Linked DNA regions of Homo sapiens: all the other regions are linked to region 1. A link is a loop called in an ENCODE intact Hi-C map of the cell type or tissue named here. Cell type or tissue: endothelial cell of umbilical vein. All regions are shown on one strand.

What was found. Hi-C counts contacts between places; a loop is a spot of excess contacts. Peaks named below come from ENCODE experiments on the same cell type or tissue, not always from the same donor. Only the 100,000 strongest peaks of a DNase experiment are listed, where the experiment ranks them.
Region 2: a loop joins it to region 1, with 6 times the contacts of the local background. A loop is called at or near these places in 3 of 110 quality-filtered maps.
Region 3: it touches region 1 in a loop (7-fold over the local background); 2 of 110 quality-filtered maps call a loop at or near these places.

The regions. Positions count from the first base shown.
Region 1 is chr4:133,145,385-133,147,884 of GRCh38, reverse strand. PCDH10-DT (PCDH10 divergent transcript) reads left to right here. Exons shown (of 9, transcript NR_125885.1): 2 at 609-686; 3 at 2,140-2,281. Among named protein-coding and RNA genes, the nearest start is that of PCDH10-DT, 2.5 kb to the left of the region's middle. In endothelial cell of umbilical vein, a CTCF peak has its summit at 1,083; DNase peaks (open chromatin) are centred at 104, 404, 1,044 and 1,964; H3K4me3 peaks cover 1,887 bases; H3K27ac peaks cover 1,111 bases.
Region 2 is chr4:132,840,051-132,842,550 of GRCh38, reverse strand. No RefSeq gene overlaps it. Among named protein-coding and RNA genes, the nearest start is that of LINC01256, 250 kb to the right of the region's middle. In endothelial cell of umbilical vein, no CTCF peak of the experiment used is centred here; no DNase peak of the experiment used is centred here.
Region 3 is chr4:132,640,976-132,643,475 of GRCh38, reverse strand. The region is part of intron 1 of LINC01256 (long intergenic non-protein coding RNA 1256); the gene reads right to left. Among named protein-coding and RNA genes, the nearest start is that of LINC01256, 51 kb to the right of the region's middle. In endothelial cell of umbilical vein, a CTCF peak has its summit at 1,069 (motif pointing right); a DNase peak (open chromatin) is centred at 1,075.

The DNA of each region.
Region 1 (2,500 bases):
CCACTAGCAAGGAATTGGTTGTTTATTCACGAAAGAAGCCCCTATTCAATCTCCTTTTTATGCAAAGAGATAGGAAGGTCCTTTGCTGCTTTCTGGTAATGAATGACCCAAGAATACACCACCACAACCTGCGGGAAAAGTAGAGTCGTTTTCCGACCTGGAGATACGTTGCCATTTCCTCCTGGCAAGGAGTTAAGGAGGGCTAGTGTCCATGGGCGTGATAGTAGCCTGAGACGTGCTTCTGAGAGTCCCGCGAATGCACGTCTACTGCCCTGATTTCCGCGCCCCAACTCCCCGCAACGCCGGGTCCCCCCGGCCCCCGCACTTGGCTCTTTCATGAAGATGGGTCCTGCCTTTGAGCGCTTAGAAGGAAAGGATTCCAGCAAAAATGGCTAATCCTTTTCCAGCTGCAGTAAATTGAAGACTGGCCAAAGCCAAGCGAAAACCGCTGCAGTTAAAATGATTTTAGCATCACGTCTGCGGCTGAGAATGGAGCGGCAGTGTATAAAGGGACCTGTGGATCAATGAAAAGGAGATTATAGTGTATCTGAATATTAATACGGTATTGCATCTGTACTTCCACCCCTCCCCCCTTTCTTTTTCTTCAGATCTGCAGAATTGAAATGAAATGTTTTGAGCTCTTCAAGCTGACTCGTCAGAATCCTGGAGCCTTTTAAAAAATGACGGTAATTTTCTAATGCGTTCATTTGTACGTATGGAAACACTTGTGTGTGTGCGCGCGAGTGCGCGCGTGTTTGCATGTGGGAGACATGCAGCTGAATGACAATGCAGATCCAGAAACTGGGGAAGAGGGTTTCTACCCCTGAAATGTAGATGAAGTTTGAGCTGACTTGGGGCATATGCTGAAAGCCAGAGAGCTTCCAGAGGTGGAGATGAGATGGCCAGATTTGCCTGTAAATAATCACTACATCCACTGTAACACTTGAGCTGCTTTTATTTTTTTTTATTTTTTATTTTTATTTTTGGTAGCAGATGTGTTTGAATGGAACTCTCTCCGCAAACGTGGGTTACAGGCGTCTCCTAGCGGCGAAATCAGCATAGGGCAGGCCAGAGAATTTTGCTTTGGAGAGCTCGCCTTTTGGGGGCTCTACAAGATTTCTTGGGTCATAGGGGTCTGTGTCCGCACCAGCGTCGCTGAGCCCAGGCCCCCTAGAGGTCTCGCCTCTCCGACTTCTAGTCTTTGTGGCGCCAGCCAGGGACCGGCGGAGTGACGGTAGGGTCTTCTTCCCGGCCGAACAGAACAGAGCCTGGTCCTCCGCCTCCCGCTAGATAGCTCCAGCCAAGGGCAATTCCAAGAGCATTTTGTTTGGAGCCAAGATCAGATAGTGGCATTAATAGCCTTCTATGCCCCTTTACCCTAGAGCCTTTAAAACAACCATGCCCCGTCACCCACAAAACAAAACAACACTTTAAATTTGCCTTTTAAAATGCCTCTAAAATGTAACAGGTTTACTTTTTCCCTTGCTGTGTCAATCAAACAGATCCCTGCCTTTCGTTTTTCTTTTTCATTCTTACTCCCGTGGACCCCAGAATTTAGTGAGATGAGGTTTGTATATACGGCAGCCTCAGTAATGAGGCTGACTACCTCTTTGAAGTGTAGAGCATCATGTATATTCTGTGTTCCTCAATCCCCCCGTTACTGGAGCGGAAAAGGAGAAGGAAATATTTTGTACGTAATCCCTTCTTCACCCTCCCCCGTCCACCCCCTAGGAGCGCAAACTGTTTGAGCCAGGACAAACTGCACCCTAAGAAACAGAGGAATAGTTTTATTATTTGGAGGGAGGTTATCAAAATCAGTTTTCATAAAAGTCCTGGTTTATATATTAGAGTGATAGTGCACATTTTTTATTTCATTGGGCTTTAAGTGCAGCAGAAACAGGGGGGCGCTAAGGATCCCACAAGTGTGTTTTACAAACTTTGAAACTGGGTTAAGGGATTGCTTTCTTCTCTGCCCTTTGCTGCAAAGGGTGGGGCAGAAACAAGTTTGTTAACCAGCCTTTGGATAAATGAGTGTTTGCAGTGATTTAACATGACTTGAAAGCAATTTGTTTCTAAATCCTCTTATTATTGCTATGTGCCCAGAGCTTTGAGGGAAGTTTTTTTTTTTTTTTTTTTTAGAATTGGAAGGAAAAATTACTTTATCAATAACCAGGCTCCACCAGGATTGACCTAGATGGTTGTTCCTGGCACTTGTCATTCTCAGCAAGCACAGCTCAGAGAACAAATACAAAAGACCCAAAGTGCATTGCATCTTTTATGGGTAAGCATGAAATAGGTTTATTTGTGGTAGTGTAATCTAACTTAAGAGGTGGGAAGACAAGGCTTTGGAACCAATGCCACAAACATTGTGTTAGTTTTTGTTCATCTATAGTAAAAAGTGAATGCTGACTGGAATTTCTGGGAAAGATTTATAGCATATGCAATTTTAAGTATTCAGGTAACTCTTTAGTTACTGTGTTTTAATCCTTCAAGCCCATCA
Region 2 (2,500 bases), 310 kb after region 1:
CAGTACTATGTTCAGTAAGATGGGTGAAAGTGGCACTCTTATCTTGTTCCAGTTTTTAGAGGGAAAGCTTTCAACATTTCCTCATGCAGTATAATGGTGGTTTGGGTTTTTCATATATGGACTTTCTTATGTTTTAATGCATTCTTTCTATAATTAATTTATTCATGGTTTTTTTTATCATTAAAGAATGTTAAATTTTGTCAAATGCTTTTTTCTGCATATATTGAGATGGTAATATGAATTTTGCCCTTTACTCTGTTGAAGTGATGTATCACATTTGTTGATTTGTATATTAAACCATTCTCATGTCCCTATGATAAGTCCTACTTGATCATCGTCTGTAATCTTTTTGATGTGCTGTTGGATTCAATTTTCTAGTATTTTGTTGAGTATCCTGCGTCTATGTTCACACAAAAATATTGGCCTCGGCCGGGCGCTGTGGCTCACGCCTGTAATCCCAGCACTTTGGGAGGCTGAGGCAGGCGGATCATGAGGTCAGGCATTCGAGACCAGCCTGGCCAAAGTGGGGAAACCCTGTCTCTACTAAAAATACAAAAATTAGCCAGTCATGGTGGCACGCACCTGTAACCCAGCTACTCAGGAGACTGAGGCAGGAGAATGACTTGAACCCGGGAGGTGGAGGTTTCAGTGAGCCGAGATCACGCCACTGCACTGCACTTCAGCCTGGGCAACAGAGCGAGACGCTATCAGAAAGAAAGAGAGAGAGAGAGGGAGGGAGGGAGGAAGGAAGGAAGGAAGGAAGGAAGGAAGGAAGGAAGGAAGGAAGGAAGGAAGGAAGGAGAAGGGAAGGGAAGGGAGGGAAAATTGGACTCTAGTTTCAGTTTTTGTTGTGCATTTGCCTGTTTTTGATATCAAGGTAATGCTGGAATCCTATAATGCATTATAAAAAATTTCTTTCCCTTCAGTTTTTTTTTTTAGAAAAGCTTGAGAATTGGTATTAGTATTGGCATTTTTAAAGCTGGGTTTGTTTGTTTTTTTTTTTTGACAAAGGAAACAAAATCGACAAAATCGACTTTCTTTAAAAGTTCGGTTGAATTCATCAGTGAAGCTGTCTTGTCCTGGGCTTTTCTTTGTTGGGTGTCTTTTTATTACTGATTCAATCTTATTACTCATTATTGGTATATTCATGTTTTCTGTTTCTTCCTGAATATATCTTGGTAAGTTGTGTATTTTCAGACATTTATTCATTTTCTCTAGGTTTTCAATTCGTTGGTATATAGTTTTGCATAATAGTTTCTAATGATCCTTTGTATTTCTGAGGTATCGGTTGTAATGTCTCCTTTTTTGTTTGTGATTTTATTTGGGACTTCCCTCTCTCTCTTTTTCTTAGTCTAACTAATATTTTGTCAATGTTGTTTCCTTTCTCCAAAAAAAAACTCAGCTTTTAAAATATTGAACTTTTGTATTTTTAGTCTATATTTTGTTTATTTCTGCTCTAACTTTATTATTTCTTTTCTACTACTTTTGGATTTGGTTTGTTGTTGATTTTCCAGTTCCTTGATGTGCGTTGTTAGATTGTGTATTTTAAATATTTCTACTTTTCAGATGTGGGGATTTAGTGTTATGAGATTTCTTCTTAGTACTGCTTTTGCTATATCCCACAGGTTTTGGTAAGTTGTGATTCTATTTCCATTTACTTCAAGAAACATTTAATTTTTTTTCTTATTTTTTTCTTTGATCCATTTGTCATTCAGTAGCATATTATTTAATATCCATGTATTTATACAGTTTTCAAAGTTGCTTTAGTTATTGATTTCTAGTTTTATTTCATTGTGGTCATAAAAGATACTTGATAATATTTTGATCTTTACAATTATTTGAGACTTGTTTTGTGGCTTAGCATATGATCTATCCTGTATAATGTAAAAGGTGCTAATGAGAAGAAAGTGTATTCTGCTGTTTATGGAGACATGTTCTGTAAATATCTGGTAGGTGATTTTCTTTGCTGTTTCTTCATCTAGCTTATCTGTGGGGTGTTGAAGTACCCAAATATTACTATATTATGATTTGTTGTTACCTTTAGATTAAATAACATTTGCTTGTTATATCTGGGTACTCCAATGTTGTGTGCATTTATATTTAGAACTGTCATGCCCTCTTGTGGAATTGATCCTTTTATCATTGTATAGTGACCTTGTCTCTGTTTATAGATTTTTACTTAAAGCCTATTTTATCTGATATAAATATAGCTACTCTTCCTCATCTTTGGTTTCCTTTTGCATCAAATATATTTTTTCTATTTCTTCACTTTTCAGTCTTATGTGTGTTTTTACAGATGAAGTGAGTTTCTTGTAAGCAGCATATAGTTGATTATTTTCTTTATATACATTCAGCCAGTCTATAATTTTTAAAGTAGAGAATTCAATCTATTTACATTTCAGTTTATTATCAATAGGTAAGGACTTGCTCCTGTCATTTTGTTATTTGTTTTCTTGGTGTTTTGTATTTCCATTGTTTAGTTCTTCTTCTATTGTTTAAC
Region 3 (2,500 bases), 500 kb after region 1:
ATAGTGAAAAAGAAGAGGAAATAGAGCAGAAACTCAACTGAAAGGTCATTTCTTCCACTTTTTAGAAATTTAGTCTTAAGGAAATCCCTTAAACTTGACTGAAATGGTTTTCCTTTCCTGTAAAAAGTGAAGGAGTATCTCTACATTGCTGTTTTGAATGTTCTGTGTGGCTCTGACAGTATCTAGAACAGAGCCTATGATCCTGTTACTTATTTAATATTTTTGAAAAAAATTACCAGTATTTTCAACTCAGTATAATATTAAAATATATATTAATAGAAAATATATAACATAAAATAATTGCATGTAATTTTATTACTTTCAAAAGTATATACTATAATTCTATGAATTGGGCAATGTGTAGATCCCCCACAAAAAAGAAAGCATAAACATAAAAGCATAAAAAAAGATGATTATGTTAGCATGTGCAAACACTAGTGGAAGTTTTGGCATAATGTTCTCATTATACGGAAAGTATATATTTGAAAATAAATACTTTTTATATACTTCAAATGTTCCTTCTTTTATATTTCTAATTTACTCTGAATTTTTTCCAAGATAAATTTATTTTAATTACTGATCTTAATAGCTGGGTTTCTGCCAGACTTCATGCTAAATTTTATGCTAGAGATCTCTTGTGTTCATATTGTATCACCAATGTTTTGGCCCTAATGCATAAGATTTTTATAAATTAATATTGAGTGAGAGGTGAAAGAATAAATAAATAAGATAATTTATTAAAAAGTAATAATTATAATATAATATTATCCAAAATACGTCCTAAATAACTACCCCAGGCAATTAAGGAAATACAGATAATGAGGGTCCAGGAAGGCAATGCTAATGATAAACAAGTCATTATTGGATTTTTTTTTACCACTCAAAGATCAGCAATGACCAAGAAAGAAAATTAATTTGTATAACTCTTTGTCCTCACAATCTGTCTGTCTAGTAATTGACTGATAATAAATATTTCTTGAAGGAATGGATAAACTTTGTCAGAAACGAACTCTAATGTGTAAGAACTCAAATAAAACTTGAGAAGGCGACTGCAATGACTAGATATTGCCAGAGGAGGGAAGCAAAGGGTAACAGAGCAGCTGGCTGGTTGAGCAAAAGGTACCCCTCAGAAAGCCTTCAGAAAGGACAGTTACTGCAGTGGCAAGTTGTGGTCAACGATTAGAAAAGTAGTTTATGTGACAAAGACTGTGTTTGAGTCAAGAGAGAAGTTACTCCCAAGAGGCAAGTCAAGCCATTAGTCAAGACTAGAGGGCGGTATGTAAAACTGGAAGGGTAAAGCCAAAATATGATGCACTGAGAAAAAGCCATGCACCAGGCAATTAAACAAGGAATAATAAGGCTTCAGAAATGTAGTCAGTTGGAAAATATCTTCTGACAATTTTTGCGTTGCTCTGTGCATCTTTTAAATATCTTTGTCTGGTTTGGGAACTGAAATATCTGCTTCTTAAAGTGACAGGACCTTATCTTGGGGATTATCACCTAATGTAAAGTGCATAGTTTAATTTTCAAAAGTTGTTAAATATTGAGGAAAGCAAAGATTAAGAGCTCTCTTTGATTAGAGATTCAAGAAACTATCTATAAAGAAAAGAGTAGGTGAATGTTAGCCATCAAAAACCAGTGATCAAGTTTTACCTTATAAATCTAGAGAGATTTATTTCACCTAACAGTTCTTATCTCTTCTGGTTGTTCTCGAATGGAATAAATATATTCCAGCATTTTCTTCAGGTTCACTAACAATGGAAAAAAAACAGATATGGGCTTGATTTGTTTTGGTATAGACTTGTTCTATAACCTAGGTTGTGTTTCTCAATTTAAGTACAAGGCATTCTGACTTAATTTCTTGACTTTTTACTCGAAATGTTTTTGCTTATGGAATCCTGCTGTAAACTTTAAAATTTAGTTTAGCTTTACTATAAGTACATGGAGTATGACTGGGCTTATGCATGAATTAGGAAAGTGATTCAGATTTATAATGCTGCTTTTTTCCCCCAGCTCAAATAAAGTGTTTTTAGTGGACAGCCACAGCCAAAATTATGACTGACATTGCATCCCATTTCCCTGGATCTCAGATATCAAAACAATACAGATTAGACCTTAAGTTCATCACTTCCTGTGGATTTCGATTTAAACTTTGCTAAATTCAAAATTCCTAAATTATGATCCCAGTGCTGTTAATGATTTCTCTGTTTCTAGATAAGTCACATAGTCTCTCTATGCCTGTTTTATTTATTCTTTTAATTTTTTATTCACACCTAATGATTGAACAGATGTATAGGGTACATGTGATATTTTGATACTAGCATATGATGTATAATTATCAAATCCAGGTAATTGGGATATTCATCACGTCAAATATTTATCATGCCTTTGTGTTGGAAAAATTCCGTATCTTCTCTTCTAGCTATTTTAAAATACGTAATAAATTTTGTAAACTATAGTCTCCCTATTATGCTACCAAACACTCAGTCTTATCCCCTCT